Linked DNA regions of Mus musculus: region 2 is linked to region 1. The links are chromatin loops, found by intact Hi-C in ENCODE. Cell type or tissue: left cerebral cortex. All regions are shown on one strand. Links, peaks and the distances in the headings refer to the core of each region. The heading gives the core; the rest is flanking DNA. Region 1 has its middle 10 kb from the start of Disp3. Region 2 has its middle 74 kb from the start of Disp3.

Region 1 (6,204 bases), core at 641-5,640:
GGCTGATAATCGACATCTCGCTTTCTGCCGGCTCTTCCCCAAAATCCCACTGTCACTCTGCCTAGGATTCTTCCTGCCCAAGCTGCCTATAGGGCATGTCAGTCAATCCATGCACTTACTGAGCACCAACTGTGTGCAAGGGGATGATAGTCTGCCCCGGCAATAACAGCAGTAGGGCAAGTTTGGCTCTCCACATGCACAGCTAAAGCTCTTCCCAGGTTCCCCCCCAAATAGGTTTAATCGCTCTGGCCTTTATCTCTGGAACACAACAAATTTATGATTCTAAGCACTCTGGCTTGGCTCTGGTTGTTCAAATTTTTATGATGATATCATTGTGGACTACAGTCCCCCAGGCATGGCAGACACTACCATCTTACTCTGAGCAGCTGAGACTCCCTGCAGGAGACCCTCATCGAGATGGAGGCGCCCTATCTATGCAGCTATGGAGAGACTGCCATCCATGCTGGGGTGAGACACTTTGGAGATGTGGCTGATCTGGAATCACTAACAATATTATAAGTTCCCGTAAGCAAACCCAATAAACTCACTGGGTCTCCAATCTAGGCTTGGGTGGGATTCTTTCTCTGGTCTGTTGTTGGCACCCTATCTGGAGTGACCTGGGTTTTGTTCACCTCTCCCAGGACACTGGGTTTCAAGTTTATTTAATCAGACCCTGTCAGTTGTAAGTGACAAAGAAAAGCTCAAATGTAGAACCAAGACTCTAGGCGTAGCTTGATCCGGCACCTCAAACTGTGTCTTTCTCAGCCACTCGGTTCCAGGTGCCCGTATTCTTAGAACCAATACTGTGGTTAGGAAAAATCTCATGTCCTCCTGGAAAACTGAGGGCCGAGTAATTGATGACAACATTAGGGTCGATTACTAAAATGGCCACCAGGCCATAACGGCCATGCACCACACACAGTGGTCAGGGGGATAATGGACTACTCTGGTTGGCTTACCCTGACTCCCAAATGCATGTCTCCATCCAAACCAAGTGTGAGGGAAACGGGTGGTAGTCATTTGCTATCAAAATCGGGTGGATGTGGCCCTGGCAGGATGGCTCAGTGGCTAAAATCACTCAGCGCTCTTCCAGAGGACCCTTGGGTTCAGTTCACAGAATCCACATCGGGAAGGTCACAACTGCTTGTAACTCATGTTCCAGAAGTGTGTTAGTTAGGGTTTTACTGCTGTGAATGGAAAACAATGACCAAGCTATAAAGGACATTTACATATATGTTGTCTTATAAAGGACAACATATATTTGGGGCTGACTTACAGGTTCAGAGGGTCAGTCCAGTATCATCAAGGCAGGAGCATAGCAGCATCCAGGCAGGTATGGTGCAGGCAGAGCTGAGAGTTCTACATCTTCGTCTGAAGGCTGCTAGTAGAAGACTGGCTTCCAGGCAGCTAGGGTGAGGATCTTAAGCCCACGCCCACAGTGACACACCTACTCCAACAGGACCACGCCTTCTGACAGCGCCACTTCCTGGGCTGAGCATGTATAAACCTTCACAAGGAGATTCAACTTCTCTGGTTTCCCTGGGCACCTGGACTTGTGTACACAAACCCACACAGAAACATACACAAACACATAATTAAAAGTAAAAATAGATATCTTTTAAACAGAAGGTAAACAGATATAGGAAGGTAAAAATAAAATCCCCACAGTTTCTCAGGCCACACTGAGCAATGGTGCTAGGAGAACGTCAGGTAAAGCTTTTTTAAGCTTACTGCCTCTGTGTGTGTGTGCGTGTGTGCATGTACGTGTGTGTGTGTGTGCGTGTGTGCATGTACGTGTGTGTGTGCGTGTGTGTGTGCATGTACATGTGTGTGTGTGCATGTACATGTGCGTGTGTGCATGTACATGTGTGTGTGTGTGTGTGTGTGTGTACGTGCGTGCATGTCTGTGTGTGTGTACATGTGTGTGAGAATGTATGTGTGTTTATGTGCAAGCTTGGGCATGCACATTGCACACGAGGTCATAGGACAGCTTGTGAAGGTTGGTTCTTTCTTTCGACATTTGGGTCCCAGAAATCGAACTCCAATCATCGAGTTTGGCAGCAAGTGCCTTTATCTGCTGAGTCACTTGTCAGCCCAACTCGAGGCTTTGAAAGGTCCTCAAACCTCCCAGAATTTGGACAGCAGACAGTGCCACAAGGTAGTGTGGTAATGGCCCGTGGTCCCAGCTCTCTGCCTCTTCAGAAGTGAGCAGGCACCCGTGTCCCCACTCAAGGAAGCACTGCTGAGGTTAGGGCGTTCTCTCTTCACTGATCTGCTGATTTCCAGCCAGCCTGGCTCGGCTTCCAATGGGGAGTGTGAGAATGAGCCAAAGACTCTGTAGGTAGTAGTTGAAATGGGAGAAAACTGGGGAACTTGTCTAGTGGCTTTAAAGGAACATCTAGCTATCAGTTTCATCTGTAAGTGGGAATGGAGGCATAGGTGCAGCCTGAAAGATTGCATTTCTGGTCTCTGTTCTTGGGTCTCTTGAAGTGGAACTTTACATTCTCACCCTTGCCAAGGCCACAGCTGGGTGGAGCCTACCTCCCCTCGGGCAGAGCTGTAGTTACAAGTGGCTGAGAGCTGCTAAGTGTGGGCACCAGGAACTCAGCTTTGAATTGTCTTCAGCAACAGTACTGGGTGCTTTTAACCTCGGAGCCATGTCTCCAGCCCTAGGAAAGGTCCTATTTATGGGTCTCCATTGGCCTGCTATGCTCCCCTAACTTAGTGAGAAGAGGGACATAGAATTACCCTTGGACCCTTCAAGGACCCCCATTGCAGAGGTGGCCTGACTCATGGCCCACAAGAGAGCTCCCGACCAGTCTTAGAGCAATGAGGCAAACAGCAACTTCTTGTCCAATGCATTAATGGATTCTTGACGCAGCACTGCTGTGGCGCTAACTGACCAGTGAGAGCTGGAGACTGGTGTGACCCAGCCCAGCACTGCACCACGGTTTTGGAGCCTTGTAGGGATGAGACAGTATGAGCTCAGGTCTGTGGTACTCCACAAAAGGCCTGTAATCATAGGACAGTCTTAACTTCACGGCATGTCCATCAACTCATCTCTGAGGTGAGGAGAGCAGTGGTGGTGGGGTCATCTAACCTGACTGTGGGATCCACAGCTCCAGGATCTGCTGCTGCCCAAGGTCCCCCTAAACCTTCCTGGAACCCTTGCCTGGGAAGTGGCCCCCTGCAGTAATTTAGGAGTCCTCACACTTAGGGAACAGCCTCCATATAGAACGCAAGTCAGGCTGGGATAAGTGCAGAAATAGATGTGTGAATTTGTTCTGGGAGCCAGGAGGGGGTGGGGTGGCACTCTGGAGAGAAAAGGTGCGGGAGGATGGGGGTGGATTCTCCGATGACAGGATGAGCTGGCCCAAGGATGGATGACTCTCCTGGCAGTGAGGAAGGAGAAGGGCATTTCAGGTGGCGGAAGGAACGCAAGCCCAGCAGGAACACCCAGGAGCCTGAGCAGTGTGTATGACAGGGGCCTGGAGAGCGATACAGAGGACAAGCCAGTGGCATATTATAGGATCAGAGGGAGGTCATAGAGGAAGAGAGGGACCTTGAGGGCCAGGCAGTGTGGGGCATGGAGCCTCTGGAACATAGACCCCACCACCACCACCATCAGAGGATGGGGGAAGGGAACTCTCCTGGCTCTCACAACTCCTCATACCAGGTCCAGATGGCAAACAAGGGTTGGGCTCAGGGTTCTGTAGAGCCCGTGGGACCTGAAAGGTAAGCAGGCTCGGCAGGTGGGAGGACCCGAGGGAGCTGCTGCAGTTAAGTAAGGGGGAGTGGAGTTTAAATGAATGATACAGTGGATAAGTGAGCAGCCAGGAAGATAGGGTGACTGGAAGCGAGGGGCTGGCGCAGCCCTAGAGGAGCCACGGACTCTGTCCTGTGCACGCTGCCTGGTGTGTGGCTGCTGTGTGAAAGGCACGGGCCTGGGGACCAGTCAAACCTGGCTTCAAATCCTGCATTCCAACAGTTTTGCTATCTATTAACTGTGTGACCTTGGTCTGGTGACTCAAGTTCATAGTTAACTCTTTTGGTTTGGTGGTGGTAGTGATGATGATAAGTTTATTTTTCGAGACAAGGTCAGATGTAGCCCAAGCTGGCCTGAAACTTGCTACGTAGTCATGGCTGACCTTGAACCTCTAATCTTCCCGCCTCCGTTTCCTAAGTGCTGTAATTACAGGTCCCATGTCTGACTCTGTCACCCTTTCTAGAAAACCTTCCAAGATTGTTAAGGGAGTAAATACAATGTGGGGCAACATTTACTAATCATGCTTCTATCTCCCACACCCTTTGCACAGCCTTCGTCAGAAGGCACCGCTATGAGACCCTTTACAGATGGGGAAATTGATGCACAGAATGGTTTAATAATTTGCCTAAAGTCACACAGCAAGTAACTGGAAGAAGTGAGATTTGAACTCAAGTCTTCCGACTCCAGGGCTTGAGTGCTGACCCTACACCTCCTCTGTGAGACGATGTAATGCACACATCAAGATTTGCTTTCGAGGACTTTTTAAAAACCCTACTAAACAGACAGATGGACACTGAGAACAAACAGCTGACTGTGAAACAGGTCCTGAGGCGATGTCCCTGGGCAGTTGGGGTTTTGTCCTAAGTCCACTGCTGCTGTACCACTGCCCCCTACATCTGTGAGGCAGCAGTGGCGATGCCTAGGGTCTGCCATGCACCCCACATAGCGCGCAGGTAACCTTGCTTGTCTTTACCAACCACTTGTATGTTTGTTGTTCCATTTGTATTTCATTTACTTACTTTTCTTTTTTAGACATAGTTTCTCTGTGTAGCTTTGGCTGCCCTGGAACTCACTCTGTAGACCAGATAGACCAGACTGGTCTCAAACTCTCGGAGATTCACCTGCCTCTTATCCCTCGTGCTGGAATTAAAGACGTGCACCACCACAGCTCAGTATGTTTGTTGTTTTAAAAGACAGCACGTCAATATGTAGCCAAGGCTAGCCTAGGACATAAGGTCCTCCTGCCTCAGCCTCCTGAGTTCTGGCGTCACAGGCATGGCTGCCATGAGCAGCTACAGCTGTTTCATGGGGTAGCTTGAAGGTGAACTCAGAGAGGCAAGGCAATACTGATAACAGCCTCCAGTGAGCAATGCAGCCATCAAGTTCACTGAGTACTAAGTGCTGTGGTCTGAGCCACAGACCACATATCCTGACCACAGTCGCACAGTCTCTAGGGAAGAAAAGTCCTCGGCACCTGGGTCCCCATGGAATAGTATTTGTTTCTGACTCCATTTCTGCGTCTCTGGCTTTGTATCTGATAAATTTCACTGCCCTAGGCTGGCTGGGAGTGGGGGTGGGGAACTGGGGTTCAGAGACTCACAGTCTAGGCTGGGTGATGATATCAGCTCAAAGCATCAAAGGAAACACAGCCTCCCAACAACGAGAGTGTCTCACCAGCTCTGGTCTTCTAGTCCACAGGACTGTGGTGCTACCATCCCCCACCTCTTGGGAGAGCAGAAAGCCCTGGGCTGGGCTTGAACTCACTGGGCCTTGCAAACAGTGACTTCTCCATTACATTTATCTCCCTAAAAGGAAGATAATTATTCCCTTGGGGTCATGGGAAGAAGAAGGAAGATGGTGGTGGATTACTGGAACCAGTATAAAAGGAAGAGGTCAGGGAGTGTGGGAACACAGGAAGAGACAAAAAAGAGGAGAAAGAAGAAGAGAGGGAGGAGAGAGAAAAGAAAATAAGAGGGGAAAATCATCAAACTAATTTTTCAGGTACAGCCAGCAGCAGCTTTGGCTAGGCCGCTCACACACACACTCACACACACTCTCTCACACACACTCACACACTCTCTCACACACACACTCACACACACACACACACACACACACACACACACAGAGGCTACTCACACATTCCTTCTGCATCCTGCAGACACATCTGCCAGATGTGGCTTGGGTTGCCAACAAGAGCAGCTGTCCCCCAACGTGCCCAGATACAAAATGAGGACTCAGAGATGCCAGGAAGGATGCAAAAGAGAGCTGGCCAAAAGGGCAGCAATGCCAGGAAACAAACACCTGTCCAGGGCCTTGGTCTTGCTGTTCGCTTGAAGAGGTTAGATGACCTGGAAGCCTGTGCCAGAGGAAGCCAGTGCTGTGGTGTGTCTACAGCCTTTAGTCCTGCCCCTTGGCTCCCTAGGTGTAGTCTCCTC
Region 2 (6,204 bases), core at 735-5,734, 63 kb before region 1:
CCATGGAGGGATGTTACTTACTGGCTTGCTTCCTCTGGCTTGCTCAGCTTGCTTTCTTATAGAACCCAGGACTACCAGCCTAGGAGATGGCACCACCTACAATGGGCCCTCCTCCCTTGATCACTAATTGAGAAACTGCCTTACAGCATGGAGGCATTTCCTCAAGGGAGACTCCTTTCTCTGTGACAACTCCAGCCTGTGTCAAGTTGACACAAAACCAGCCAGTACAGTAGCTGTGACAACACTCAAGAAACCTTTAAGTCAGGTCTGTTGACACTCCTTCATTGGACAGATTGGGGGGGGTGGGCTCAGGAGATCCTCGTCTGGGATTCTGGCCATTCTTCCCAGCTATATATAATTTTCCCCAAATGGTTTATAGCCGTGAGATCTTGGAGGTGCTAGCATAGACCGTGGAAGGTTCATCTATGCCTGGGCGAGACTTCTCAGTGATGCAACTGCTTTGGCGTCGCCCATACTCCTGTATGTAGCCCTTGTTCATGGCCTTAAGTGAGTCTGATGAACTCATTGATTCTCCAAGTTGAACTTTGGAGCAATTGCTACTTTGATCTTTCATTGGTGGTCAGCCTGCGGGGAGCAGAGACTTGTTCAGCATCTCCACAGGAAGGGTTCACAAAACAGATGGTGTGCCAAGGAGGCTGTAGTGACTGTCAGAGATCTGAAGAGTGTGCCTGGGGCCAGATCACAAGGGTCCTAAGGTCAAAGGCAATGTAGCGTGAAGTTGGAGAAGGAGAGTTGCATGAGAAGCGAGCATCTTCCCAGGATACAGGACTCCACATCCTGGCAAGGATGCCAGGAAGGATGCTCACCCGCTGCTAAGATGACACATGGGAACTTGGAAAAAGCCAGGCAGGGCTCACTCAGTGAGCAAGAAATGTCAGAACCTCCAACTGCTAATGGACTCCAGGGAAGGAGGAGAGGATGGTGCATTTCTCGTGTGCTGGTAAGAGGCTCGACAGCGTGGTTCAGAAGTTCCGTGGTGGCTGACCTCTAGAAGTCAAGGCTGGCCATAAGAGATTCTGTGACTGAATTGGTTTCCCCAGTAGCGACAGGGCAGAGGGGAGCCTGAGATAATGCCATCCCTTGGTGGAACTTGAAATCACGAGCATGGTGGGAAAATTTACTGTTCTGAATAAGGTCAAGTGGCAGATGGGGAGTCTGCAGAAGGCTCTGCAAATGGTTACCTGCTGTTCCTAGGGCAAGAGAGGGGAGCAGCCAACAAGGGTACTATGCAATGTACACAACCAGAGGAATTCAAAGGAGAATCAGAGATGGAAGACAGACACTGTCTCAAGAAAAGGCCGTGGTTGTTTCCTGAGCTAGAGTGACACCCCCAGGTATTTATTTCCAAAGAGACCTACCACCACTTACTGGGATCACTGTACCCCATTAAAGAACAGATAACCAGACTTCTCTGAGGCTGTTGGGTGCAGGGTCCAAGTCACGCAAGGATCTGCTGGTCATCATCCAGTTGGAAGAGCGGCAGATGGGAGCCCGAAGAGAGAAACCACACTGCTCAAGCTCTGAGCATGTGTGTCTCCACAGAGTTCATGGACCCTGGGATATGGTGTCAGCCAGGCCCAGCTCAAACCAAACCAAACCAATTGTTTTATGGTTGATTTCTCTGACTTGAAACAGTCTCTTCAGGAGGGAGGAGAGGCTCTTGAGGCTCCAGGGGTAAACAAGAGGATGGAAATTCAGAAACTGGAAAGATTCTCTCTTCCCCATCCCCCTCCTTTCCTCTCCATCCCCTCCTCCACCAGCTTCATAGGCAAAGTAGGCTGGGTGGGGAAGGAGACTTTGGGTAGATCTGAGAGGGTTTCTCAGATTTGGGGCTGCCTTGCAAGTTGTCACCCATGTGGAGTGGGCTTCCAACTCATCCCTGTTCCTGTCAGCCACCTCTGAGCCATTCCCCTGCCAGGAACCCCAGAATACTGTTGGCTCACCAAGTTGACTTGTGGTAGGGTCATTGCTTTGGACTGTTGTGGGTTCCCTTTCTGGAGTACCCTCAGGAAAACGTCTGTCAGGCAACACCAACCTGTGTCACCTCCCTGTGGGGTTGGGGTTGGGGTTGGGGTTGGGGTTGGGGTTGGGGGTGGGGGTGGGGGTGGCAGAAATGAACATCACCATTAAAGCCCAAGATGTATGGGTGGCAGACCTTGAGCTATCAGTTCTCGGGTTCAGTTCCTGCAAAGCTCTCCAGGTGTGTTCTAGAATGTGAATGGATGTCCATGGATGCGGGGCATGGGCAGATATGGAGGCAGCGGCAGTGCACACGGCATCTCAGACACCACCATCCACCCAGGAACACACACATCTGTCTCCTGATCTAGCAAACGCTCCATTATCTCTGTCATGAGTGATCTGGAGCAGTTCACAAGGGGCCAACAAACTAGGGTGGGAAAAGACACCATGTTAGGATGTATCCATGCACAGATCTGTCTTATGTGCATCCTGACTTTGCCATCTTGTGTCACAGAGGAACGTGAGACTGGTTCTCAGCTGCAGCATCTGGCAATGTGTGAAGGGTTAGTTATTCCTTGCTGTGGCAAAATGCCTGACACAAGCAATGAAGAGAGGAAGAGGGGAGGAGGGAGGGAAGGGGGAGGGGGAGAGAGGGGAGAAAGAAAGAGGGAGAGAGGGAGGTTTGTAAGGGAGGAGGAAGGTGGAGAGAGGGGAGGGGAAAGAAGGAGGGGATGGGAGGGGATGGGAGGGGATGGAGGGAAGGAAGGGAGGAAGAGAAGGAGACAGGGAAAGAGGGAGAGAAGGAAGGAGAGAGGGAGGGAGGAAGGAAGACAGGAGGAAGGGAAGGATGGGAGGGAAGGAAGAAAGGAAAGAAGGAAGGAGGGAGGGAAGGAAGGAAGGAGAGGGGAAAAAGGGGAGGGAGGGGGAAGGGAAGGAGGGGAGGAAGGAAGGGAGGAAGAGAAGGAGACAGGGAAAGAGAAAGAGAAGGAAGAAAGGAGGGAGGGAGGGAAGGAAGGAAGGAAGGAAGGAAGGAAGGAAGGAAGAAAGAAAGGAAGGGAGGAAGGGAGGGATGAAAGAAGAAGGGAAAGAAGGAAGGGGCTAGTTAATTTTGGCTCACAGTTCAAGGGGATACAGTACACCAGGGAGGAAGGGTGGCAGCAGGAGCCTGAGGCAGCTGGTCACACTGCGTCTGTAGTTCACTTTTCCCCATCGCTTTTTACTTAGAACCTAAGACCACAGGATGCTGCTGCCGATGTCTATATCTGACATGGGTCTTCCTGCCTCAAAATTCTGGAGGCCCCCCACCCCCTGCCCATACCCAGAGGTGTGTCTCCTGAGTGGCTCCAAATCCACTTCACCTCATACCTCTCACACATCAGAAGGAAACTCCCATCAGACAGGCCTCTGGGGTTCCCATGAGCAAGATACCACACACCTGCCAATGGCTCCTGGATCCACGCCATTTTACCAGATGACACGGAGGACTGGCCTCTTTGAGATGGCCCCAGGCAGAGAGGGTTCTACAGCAGCTCCAGACTGAGGACTAGCAGTCCGGCAGCTCAGATCATGTGACTCAGCAGATCTGGGTGACAGATGGATCTGTGGTGGAAAAAGACGCTCTGAATTTATGGCAAGCACCAAGAGAAGAGTGGCAACACGGATCCCCAGGGTTCTGGAACAAGGCCCTGCCATCTGGAGTAGAAAATTATGCAGTGTTTGAAAAATAGCTTTCACGTGGGGCTTGGGAGCTGTGGAGCCAGGTTCAGCCTGATAGAGAGAGCTTCGGGGTGACGCTTCATGAGCACGGAGGGCTGAGGACACAGCCACACACAGATGAATTATTGTCACCCAGTGCTGAATACTGTTCTTAACATCTTAGACGCACGTTAAGGTCTCCTCTGGCTGCCAGACAGGGGTGCTTTCACCAGGCTACGGAGTGAATCTCTCATTAAACTGTAAACTGTGCCTGCCACCTGGCCATTTATTTGATACCAAAGGCCGGAATGCCAGGAAAGAGTCACCATATTACCAGAGTCATTGACTTAATCAACCAGAGGAGAAAATAGGATGGCTGTCACATACTATGGGGGTATCTCTTGGTGTCTTTAAGCCCTCAACTCCCTGACTTTATATTTTATTTTATTTTATTTTATTTTATTTTATTTTATTTTAGTTTAGTTTAGTTTAGTTTAGTTTGTGTATATGGGTGTTATAACTGCATGTATGTATGTATGTATGTATGTATGTATGTATGTATGTATGCTCTACATGTGCCTGCTGCCTGCGGAATTCAGAGAGGGTGTCACCAGGAACTGGAATTTTGGATGGAATTATGTGGGTGCTAGGCGCCAAACTCAGGTAGCCTCTGCAAGAGCAACACATGTTCCTAACCACTGAACCATCTCTCCAACTGCCAAGATGCTTTCTGAGATAGCATCTTACTATCTAGCCCAGACTTGTGTCAAACTAGAAACCCTCCTGTCTCAGCATCACAAGTGTTGGGGCCACAGGCACGCACAACCTATTCCTGGCTTCTCCTTTGCCCATTTTTCAGTATAAATAACTAATTCTGCAACTACAAACTGAGAAGGGCGTGATGAAGGGATGCTGGTGCACTATACATGAGCATGGCTCAGCTAGAAGCCGGGCTCTAAGGTCGAGGGGCCATTGGAGGGAGTCAATGAAATTAGCCTTGAGACAAGAAGCCATTACACAAAGCTGTAATTCAACCCACTGGGGCTGCAATTCCCTTCTCTTTTCTTCCACTCCTCTTTCTCCTCTTCCTCATTTGCCTCCTCGCCCCTTCTCCTCCCTTCTCTTCTTCCTCCCTCCCTCCCTCCCTCCCTCCTCCTCCTCCTCCTCCTCCTCCTCACTACAGTTTAGAGGTTTCAATCCATCCTGGTGGGAAGGTGACTGGTGGAGCAGAGCTGTGGACATTGTAGCAACCAGAAAGCAGAGAAGGTGAGTGTCTGTGTGGAAGAGGGGGCTCAGTGGGTAAGGGACCTTGCCGCCAAGCCTCACAACATGAGTTCAGTCAAGGTCGCCCATGATGGAAGTCCATGATGGAAGCCTCCCGTAGCTTCTCCCTCTGTGAAGCAGGGTGTTTCCCTCAGGGTTACACCCTGTGTTACTTGATGCTGTGACAAAATAACTGGATGAAAAGAAAAAAAGGGAAACTGAGGCTCAGAACACTGTCAATCAAGTGCTTCCAGTTACAGACAGGAGTAGAATCAGGTGTCAACTCAAGTCTGTTGTGACCAAAAGATGGTGCTGGAGTAACTCAGGAGTCCTGGTGGTCTGAGGCTCCCATGAAGGATGAAACCACTCGGTTCATTTTACTGGTAGGTCACCTTTTAAAAATATTTTATTTTCTATTTTACGTGGATGGGTGTTCATCCTGTGTGTGCCTTGTGTTTAAGGGCGTTAGATCCTCTAGTACTGGAGTTAGAGCCATTGTGTGGTTTCTGGGAATCAAATGTAGGTCCTCTGGAAGAGTGAGCAGGGTTCTGAGCCACTGAGCCATCTCTCCAGCCCTCCACCAGCCAGTCATAGGATGCTGTTCTCAGAGAATGTGCTGTCCCTGCAGAGGGCTCACAGGGCTGATGGGAAATGTCATGGAGACTTCCAGGTGAGGTCTCCATCCCATGCCCCTCTCTGCCTCCTGCTCTGTGCCTGCCTGTGTCCCTCCATCTCACCTGCTCGTTCCCATCTGTTGGGTTCAATAAGTAGCTTCAGGAGTCTCTTTCTCCAGTGTCCCTGTCCCTGCCTTAGTACCAAGAGCTTGAAGGGACCCCACTGTGATGGTATATTCCAGTTGGTACCCACGTCAGCCCAGCTTGGGGGTTCGGAGTTAATAATTTTTGACTGCGTGTGATTTCAGGCAGATGACTCAAGCTCTTTGCTCTGTCTTCTTCCTGTTCTCCTCTTCCCCCTTCTCCCCCTCCTTTCCTCCCTGCCCCCTCCTCCCCTCCTCCCCCTCTCCTCTCTTCTTCCCCCTCTTCTTCCCCTTCTTTCCCCTCTTCTTCCCCCTCTCACCTCTCTGTTTCTTTTCTCCCTGGAATTCTCATTTGTAGATCAGGCTGGCCTCGAACTCACAGAGATCTTTACCTCCGGAGTGCTGGCATTAAGGCCTGCACCACCACTGCCCAGCGAGCTCAGTCCCCTTACCTTCGTGGAACAGAGGATATGCATGAGGTCCCACCCCTTTCTGATTCTCACTTT

Evidence for each region. Hi-C counts contacts between places; a loop is a spot of excess contacts. Peaks named below come from ENCODE experiments on the same cell type or tissue, not always from the same donor. Only the 100,000 strongest peaks of a DNase experiment are listed, where the experiment ranks them.
Region 2: it touches region 1 in a loop (4-fold over the local background); 2 of 42 quality-filtered maps call a loop at or near these places.

The regions. Positions count from the first base shown.
Region 1 is chr4:148,294,972-148,301,175 of GRCm38, reverse strand. No RefSeq gene overlaps it. Among named protein-coding and RNA genes, the nearest start is that of Disp3, 10 kb to the right of the region's middle. In left cerebral cortex, for the core only: a CTCF peak has its summit at 3,215; DNase peaks (open chromatin) are centred at 1,453, 2,320, 2,551 and 3,311; H3K27ac peaks cover 616 bases.
Region 2 is chr4:148,358,529-148,364,732 of GRCm38, reverse strand. No RefSeq gene overlaps it. Among named protein-coding and RNA genes, the nearest start is that of Disp3, 74 kb to the right of the region's middle. In left cerebral cortex, for the core only: no CTCF peak of the experiment used is centred there; a DNase peak (open chromatin) is centred at 3,626; H3K27ac peaks cover 669 bases.